Linked DNA regions of Homo sapiens: region 2 is linked to region 1. A link is a contact called in ENCODE Hi-C or POLR2A ChIA-PET data. All regions are on one chromosome and are shown on one strand. The core of a region is the stretch at or near the end of the contact, and the rest is flanking DNA. Distances in the headings are between cores, read along the strand shown.

What was found. Hi-C counts contacts between places; a loop is a spot of excess contacts on that map. ChIA-PET counts read pairs that join two places held with the same protein, here RNA polymerase II (POLR2A). Pooled maps may share reads with other maps.
Region 2: a pooled map shows a loop between it and region 1 (1.9-fold over the local background). The contact joins two enhancer-like sites. A Hi-C loop is called at or near these places in 1 of 50 pooled maps. POLR2A ChIA-PET finds 5 or more read pairs at or near these places in 2 of 52 experiments (HEK293 and activated T-cell).

Annotation. Positions count from the first base shown.
Region 1 is chr13:33,400,085-33,404,287 of GRCh38, forward strand. It overlaps a transcript of STARD13 not described here. Among named protein-coding and RNA genes, the nearest start is that of LINC02344, 67 kb to the left of the region's middle. Within about 2 kb of position 1,312, at least 3 of the 41 ENCODE cell types and tissues checked have a DNase peak (open chromatin) inside an H3K27ac peak, as active enhancers do.
Region 2 is chr13:33,508,310-33,512,636 of GRCh38, forward strand. It overlaps a transcript of STARD13 not described here. Among named protein-coding and RNA genes, the nearest start is that of LINC02344, 180 kb to the left of the region's middle. Within about 2 kb of position 1,347, at least 16 of the 41 ENCODE cell types and tissues checked have a DNase peak (open chromatin) inside an H3K27ac peak, as active enhancers do.

The DNA.
Region 1 (4,203 bases), core at 62-2,561:
CATCTTGTAACTGAAAGTTTGCACTCTTTGACTAACACCTCCCTGATTTCCCCCACTCCCCATCCCCTGGTAACCACCATCCTACTCTCTGCTTCAGAGTTCAACTATTATGGGTTCCGTATATAAGTTAGAGCACACAGTGTCTTCATATGTGTTACTTATTTCATTTAGAATAATGTCCTCCAAGTTCATCTATGTTGTGACAAAGGCAAGATTTCTTTCTTTTTTATGTCTGAATAATACTCCATTGTGTGAATATATATATGCCACATTTTCTTTATCCATTTATACTTTGATGGACACTTAGGTTGTTTCCATATCTTGCCTGTGGCGAATAACACTGCAATGAACATGGGGGTGCAGATATCACTTCAATGGCTATTTTTTTTTTTTTTGAGACAGAGTCTTGCTCTGTCCTCCAGGCTGGAGTGTAGTGGCACAATCTCAGCTCACTGTAACCTCCACTCCCAGGTTCACGCCATTCTCCCACCTCAGCCTCCCGGGTTGCTGGGACTACAGGCGCCCGCCACCATGCCCAGCTAATTTTTTTTTGTATTTTTACTAGAGACGGGGTTTCACTGTGTTAGCCAGGATGGTCTTGATCTCCTGACGTCGTGATCCGCCCGCCTTGGCCTCCCAAAGTGCTGGGATTACAGGCGTGAACCACCGCACCCAGCCCGTCTTCAATGGCTATTCTTGACTGTGATGTGGGAGATATAGTTGTTGAAACTCATCAAGCTTTACACTTAAAATGGGTGCATTTCAGCACATGTAAATAATACTTCAATAAAATTGGTTTTTAAAAAAAGATCTACAAGCTAAAAACAAAGATTAACGTGGAATGTCAAAACGACTCAGGAGCCAGCCTTAACAGGGCTCCCACTGGCAAAAGTTGGCAGTTTAAGCATCAAAAAGAGAATGACTGTAGATCCTTGAAATAAAAGGAATATGAAACAATCATTATTCCCTAGTAATATATGTGCATGACACCCCTCCACCCCTGGGACACCCCTCCAGCAAAGAACAGAATTTCGTTCTTTGTCTTAAAAATCTTCTCAGTGAACAGTAACTATTTTGAAACCAGAAATCCTAAAACAGGATTGCATTTTCAGGATCTCAGATTTGTTTAGTTTTGAATTATTTATTTAAACATTTTTTTTCTGAAATATTTTCTAAGCAAAACTAGGATGGAGTTTTGAAAAGCCAAATTACATACGCACTGGCTCCTGTGTACCTTGAGAATGCACCTTGCAGACTTTCAACTACTTGACTATTGGCCCCAGCTGCCACACTCTGAAATGCATTGTTTCATTTGCACTCATAAAATTGGGGCAGAGAGCCAAGCCTCCCAACAGCCGCTTGTAGACAATTATCAAGTGCCGCAGGCTTCCTAAGGCAGCCTGTCACTGAGAGCCTGAGAACTTGTTCAACTTTAGGCCAACTTTGGCTTAAAGACACCAGTGGCCTGGCCGCACTTCCATTAGACTTCAGGATAGTCCAGGGTGCTTTTACCCAACTTTCCTTCTTGTCTCTCCTCACTAGGAATCAGATTTGCATCAAGGCTGGATGGCTCTCCCATCTCTTCCCAGCTCCCTCTCCATTTTCTCTCTCAGACATTTTCCCCAATAAAATCCTTGCAAATTTACTTTCATCTTGATGTCAGCTTCTTGGATGACCTGAACAAATTCACAGCCCAATATTTGATTATCTTTCATGGCCAACAAGGCCCACAGGTGACTCTCATGCTCTTATATTTTTTCCCATTAAACTTCATCTTTGTGGGTTTAAGGCCATTTGTTCCAACACATCAAAGTATTTTTGAATCTTACTCCATTATCTTTTACATCTGTTGTCTTTCCCATCTTTATGACATCCCAAAATGTGATGAGTAGTTATTACATGTCTTCTACAAATTGTGAATAAAAGCATTAAACTGTAGCTGCCAAATGACAGGCCCTTTTGGAAATGCAATCAAGGCCTATAATAAGCCTGACAGTACAAATAAATCTGTTTTCATAAAGTGAATAAATATTGGATAATTATGAAAATATTAAATTATATGTAGTGAGATGGATAGTGCCCTTATATTCAAATTGTACATCTCCCATGATATTTTGCACACAGAAGGTGTTTACAATCACTCTCACCAAGATAGCAATGACACCAGAAAAGTGTAGAAAAGAATATTTGAAAGAAGTAATCTTTCGTAGTTTTAGAAACAAGCTGTGTAGTTCTTCTGTTCTTGATAAAATTAGGGTTAGAGCACAGCATAAAAATTTCAGCTCTTACAGCAGCAAGAACTACTCAGTATATGAAATAACCTTCAGAAACAGTGTAAGTGGATTCTCTTCAATAAGGATTTGGTGATGAATGGACAGGAGATGGAAATGGCTAGAAGATGGACTGGCTAGAAGAGGGCGGTTCCCTGGCAAAGGCCCCACCCTCAAGCCTGGAGACCTCTGACCCTAAGTAGGAACAGGCATTTCTGTTTCTGTGCCCAAAAAGATGCCTTTTGGCCTGCCATATCCCCCTATCCTGTACCCATATAAATCCCAAACCCCAGGCTCCAGAAGCAGATGAGCAGATGAGCAGAGGAGCAGATAAGGAGATGAGGAGAAAAGCAGATGAACAGTGGAACAACATGGCAGAGAAAGAGAGAAGAGGAGGAATTTCTGAACACTGAGAGAAGTTCGGCTGGGGGTGGCCGGAGGGCAGTTCAGCTGCTGAATGGCCAAACTCCAGGGGAAGATCATCCTCCCACTCCATCCCCACTTCCGGCTCCCCATTCATCCCACTGAGAGCCACTTCCACCACTCAATAAAACCCCGCATTCATCCTTCAAGCCCGTGTGTGAACCGATTCTTCTGGGACACTGGGCAAGAGCTCGGGATACAGAAAGCTGTCACACTGGCCCTCTGCCCTTGCAAAAAGGCAGAGGGTCCATTGAGCTGGTTAACATTAAGGTGTCTGAGGATGGCAAGGCTAAAAGAGCACTGTAACACTGGGGCCGCAGGCACCCACCCCTAGACACTACTGCAGGAGCGGAGCCCAGAGTACCTGCCCCGGCTCCTGTACCTGCCCATCTGCGTGTTCCCCCTCCTGTCAGGAGTTTGAGCAACAACGATGACCGAACAGGCAAGCCACACCCCTGCTGCACATCCTGCAAGGGGGATCAGGGAACTCTCCTGTTTCAGTGGCTTGCTTCTTTGTGAGCTGTGAGAGTTCAAAACACTTGGTGTAGCAATAATGACAGAGTTTGTTTGTGTTTACACTTAGGAACGATTGTGTGGAGTTAGGGGTTTCCTAAACTAATTGTTTTTAGGTTAATTTGAGCAGAGGCCAAGGGTGTGGCAAATAGGCAAGTGAATAAATCATCCCCAAAACTGTTTTATATCATGGATAGCCATGCTAATATTAAAAATAATTTTGATACTTCAGAGGACTCATTTTTCATTCACTTGTAGATAGCATGGTATTTTTTGAAAAGAAACGTAATAGGCTGGAAATAAATACTTTGTAATAAATTTTGTCATTAATAAGAGGTGAAACCTAGACATGACTTCAAGTACGCATCCCATCATGACATCATTACAAAGCACTATCCTTGTATAAATAGACATCTTGTCTAAGGTCAAGGTCCCTCAATAAATCTGCAGTCCATTTGGGTGCCAGGTTATAGAAAACAGAGTATTATTCTGCATTTTTCCCTCCCAAAACTCATGAACATAGAAAATATTCCACAATGGCAATCAAAATACCCAGAACCTTCACTTGCTATAAGGGTTAAAAAAAATCAATTGCAGTTCAGCAGTTCACTCTCCTATATAAATTCTGGTCAAACTTTTATCCTTTTTCTCCTCTAGATTCTTCCATTACTCTAGGTGCTATTAATAGGGCAGTTCTATTACATGTTTCTCTTCAGACCTCTTGAGTCATACGCAACCTTTCATCGTTAGTTTAATAGCTAGTGTTATTGATGAGTAGTAATACGCAGAAGAGGCTGATAATCATTGGTTTTGCGTAGCTGAAATAGATAATAATGAGATAAGTTTTTCATGGGTAGTGGGAAAGACGTCTTAATGGCTCCTAGAATACAGATGAAGGAACTATATGGTATTACAAAGGACATCTTGATAAGAAGCAGATTCAAAGAGGTCAAAACAGCAACTGGATTTCTGCTGGCATAAATCTCTTCTCAACTGT
Region 2 (4,327 bases), core at 97-2,596, 110 kb after region 1:
GTTGCTAACCCTGCGGATGCAGCCTGAAGCTGCTGGTGGCTGTCTTTGCTAACAAGTGGAAAAACAATTACAGAGTAGCCAACATAGATAGTAGGGACAAGTGGAAAAAAATGTATACTGATAATACTGAACTCTGTAACCAACATGCTTGAAGACAATTGCATCTTTGGCCTTTCTAGTCAGAGAAGCCAAGAAATTCCTTCTATTTAAACTTTTATAAGCTGAATTTATATTATTTGCACTGAAGCGAACCCTAACCAATACAGTATTTGATAGCTGGAAGTGGAGTGTTGTAAATGACAGTTCTTAAAATGTGACACTGGATAAGCTGAGGTGAGAGGGAGGACTGCCCCATTCCTGGGAAAAAGGCAAATGCTGTTGACAGCAAAGCCGCCAGATGAAAGATGCTTAATGTGTATCAGAACTCAAATCATATACAGTCATGTGTTGCTTAACAGCAGGAACAAATTCCGAGTAATGCATCATTAGGCAATTTTGTCATTGTGGGGACATTCTAGAGTTTACTTATACAAACCTAGATGGTATAGCCTATCACACACCTAAGCTATATGATATAGCCTATTGCTCCTAGGCTACTAACCTGTACAGCATGCTATTTTACTGAATACTGTAGGCACCTGTAACACAATGGTTAAGTATTTGTGTATGTAAACATATCTAACATAGAAAACATAGAAAACATAGAAAAGGTACTGTAAAAATATGTTATTATAATCTTATGGGATCACCACCATAGATGCACTCTGTTGTTGACTAAAACATCATTATGCAATGCATGACTTGACTGTAAATATCAAGTTTTATGGAATCAGGAAAAAGATGCCAGAATTTTGGAGGTTGTTGGCTACTTCTTTTGGCCTTCAGTAAGACCATATAGGAAAGGAACGACCTTCAGCCTCATCTGGCAGTTGCAGAAGGAAAGAGGAAAAGGGATTTGGTCCTTCCTAAGAGTCATCCTTTCTGCCTGCTCCAGGCACTCCAAAATGGCCAACAGCAGATAACCATTGGCCTTTAGGATGTGTAAATCTCTGCCCCATGCTAAATTTAGTACAAGCAGGAAACATAACGGGAAAAGAGATTGGGATCCTGGTCAACCAGGGATCTGGGTTCCAAACACTTGCTGCTGTACATTCAAAGAGAGCAGGTACAATTCTACTCCAAAAGCCATCCCTAGGAATTCCACCACTGAGGGGTGAGGATCTGTGTGATTTCAGCCCATTGCCTCCAAGTGTGAGGCCCAAATGGCTAGGGAGAGGGGTAGAGCATAAAGGCTGATTGCTAAGAGGGAGAATCAGTGAGGTTTGGAACCAGGCTGATGGGCCATGACTCCACAAAAGCTCTGGCTTTGTTACCACTGTAGGGAGTATCCAAGAAATTAACAGAGCAACAGCCAACAGATCTGTCAGGAGAGGCTGTGGCATTGCCAGTGAAATGCCAAGGCTCAGCAAACAGCCCAGAGAATGCCTAACTCGTAGGGCGAATTTTCAGTGCCCAAACCCACACCCACAGGAAGGAGGAACTAAAATGTTCTAGCTGTTAGAACAGGAACTTCCTGGTGTCCATCTGACGCATAGCTGTGCAGGACAATAGGAAAGGGAGTTCCTCCCAGAAAGCAGTGAAGGGCCAGCCAGATTCCTGAACAAAGAACTCCCTCCACTGCCAGGTCAGAGAGTCCTTGCTCTCTTTGCCCAGCAGCATGAGATCATTGTGATGGACTTGAGATCAATCTTCAGTGGTTGCCCTTCTCGCCTTTTCCAAATGGAAGTTTTATTGCAGTGATGGCATTTTCTCTCTACCAATGTGAAGTGGCAGTGCTAAATTTATCTTTTAGCCAGAGGTTGCCAAGCCACGATGAGCTACATTTAGACCCAACCAAAAAAATGTCATAACTTAGAGATTCTGGAATTGAAGTTGAAAGCAGTAACTGGATGAGCCTAAGCATAGTCTCCCTTTAGAGTGAAGGTAGGGAATTTTTTCTGGTAGAGGTATATTTGCAAGGGCCACTTTGAGAATTTTATAAATAGAAAGAAGGCTCATATGGATACTGGGCAGCCAAGGGATGGAAAGATAATGAGAGACATAGTTAACCTGTGCTTTGTTCAGCTCTTTAGGAGCTTTTTCCCATTCTGAGTCCAAGTTCTTTAGGTGGGGCTCTAGAACTCCTGGCTCTAGGGCTGCTATCATGGAAACCTGGCCAATAAAGTACTGGATTTCTTCATTCATGGTGATTACATCCAGGGATGATCACATGACCAAAGCCAGGACAATAAAAGCTCTCCCTGGGTCTTCTGTTGGAGCTATTGAAAAATTGACTTTTTATTTTTATTTTTACTAGAAATTCCAGCTGCCAGTACAACATAAACTAGGAACTGCTGCTGGTCATTTTTGCCACATTGTGGGGAGAGCCTGCCCAATAATGCAGCCAACTTCAAGTTTAGTAAGCAGAGAAAATTATTTTGAACTTCTAAATCTAGTCATATCTAAAGCTGGACTGATAAGCCCTGGTTTTCCAAATTATTTGAGTCAATAAATACATTTTTGTGTACTGAGTTCACAAGCCAAATAATTGAAATTGAGTTCACAAGCCAAATAATCCTAACAGCTAATTAAAATAATTTCTATTTCATTTAAATTCTTTCAAAGAGAAATAATTGAGCTGACACCTAAATTTTTTTTTTCTGTTTAAAAGCTGATGTTGGCCAGATGCAGTGGCTCATGCCTGTAATCCCAGCACTTTGGGAGGCTGAGGTGGGCGGATGACTTGACTAGCCAAGAGTTGGAGGCTAGCCTGGCCAACATGGCAAAACTCCTTCTCTACTCAAAATACAAAAAATTAGCCAGGTATGGTGGAGTGTGCCTGTAATCCCAGCTACTCGGGAGGCTGAGGCAGGAGAATTGCTTGAACCTGGGGGGTGGAGGTTGCAGTGAGCCAAGATCACACCACTGTACTCCAGCCTGGACAACACAGCAAGACTCCATCTCAAAAAAAAAAAAGTTGCTGTATTTCTGCAGTCCAAGATATATTTATTTATTTAACAAATGTAACATTTCAGTACAGGAATTGTTGATTTAAAAATCTGTAGGGAAAACAAAAAAATCACTGTAAACTGAGATGGCATTAAAAGGTAGCTAAGGTCACAAAGATCTGTATTAGAGGGTGATTCCCCTGGACAAAGTGATGATGAGAGCCAACCATTTACTATTTATTATTTGTATCCTACTTACGTTTAAAAATTTTTTGTGTCTCTTTGCAATAAAAGGTACTATGTAATGAAACCACTAAAGCAAATTAAAAACTAAAAGATCCAAATAATAAAATGAAGGAAGAGGAAGTTGTATTGCAAATCCTAGGCGGAGTCTCCCCACTAGAGTCAAGTACAAAACTGGTCGCTGAGCTTCTGAAAAGGCAAAGCAAAATGGATATCAAAAAGTTCCGTACCATGGTTATCTTAATTGAAGGAAATACTTCATTAGGAGAGATTACTTGCTTCTATCACTAAAGTTTAAAAATAACTAATTACCTAGCTCTTTATACACTAGCCCCATGTAATAAAATTGAGTCTTTAACAGAAGCTTCATAAAAGATGCAGAAATGCTCTTTTCACAGCTCTTATAGAAAAAAAATTGGCCATTAATTAAAGCTCAGAGGCACTTGTTTAATTGTAAATCCATGAAGACAATTTGGATGGAGACTTTGAAATAAGGAAGGAGACACAGGCTGTTTTTAGTAATGTGGCTTGGTATTTGAGCAGATTTTGGAGAATGTATTCCAGAAGAAAGTGTGGTGGGTGGCATGTCCCTTAAGACCACTCTTCCCAATTAACAGTTGACTCACAAAATCTTGTAAATAAAGGTTACACAGCAAGCCACTGGAAACTAAAGACTAAGATCAATCTTAGGAGATTAAGTGCCAAAAGAGGACTGCTGATTAAAGTGATATCTACATGCACTAAAAATCCTATTATATGTGAGCAAAATTTTACAATGCAAATCAGTCTTGCTTTTCTTACAAGATGAGGAGTAATAAATACTGTTAAAATGCATAACTAAAAGCTTTCAAGATTAAGAGTCTTAGAGAAGTGTTAGAGTCCTTAGAGCAAAGACAGGTGCTTTTTAAATTTACTATGTTTTTTCACTCTTTTTTTCTTTTTTTTGAGGCGAAGTTTTGCTCTTGTCGCTTAGGCTGGAGTGCAGTGGCGTGATTGCGGCTCACTGCAAACTCCACCTCTAGAGTTCAAGTGATTCTCCTGCCTCAGCCTCCCGAGTAGTTGGGTTTATAGGTGCCCGCCATCACGCCTGGCTAATT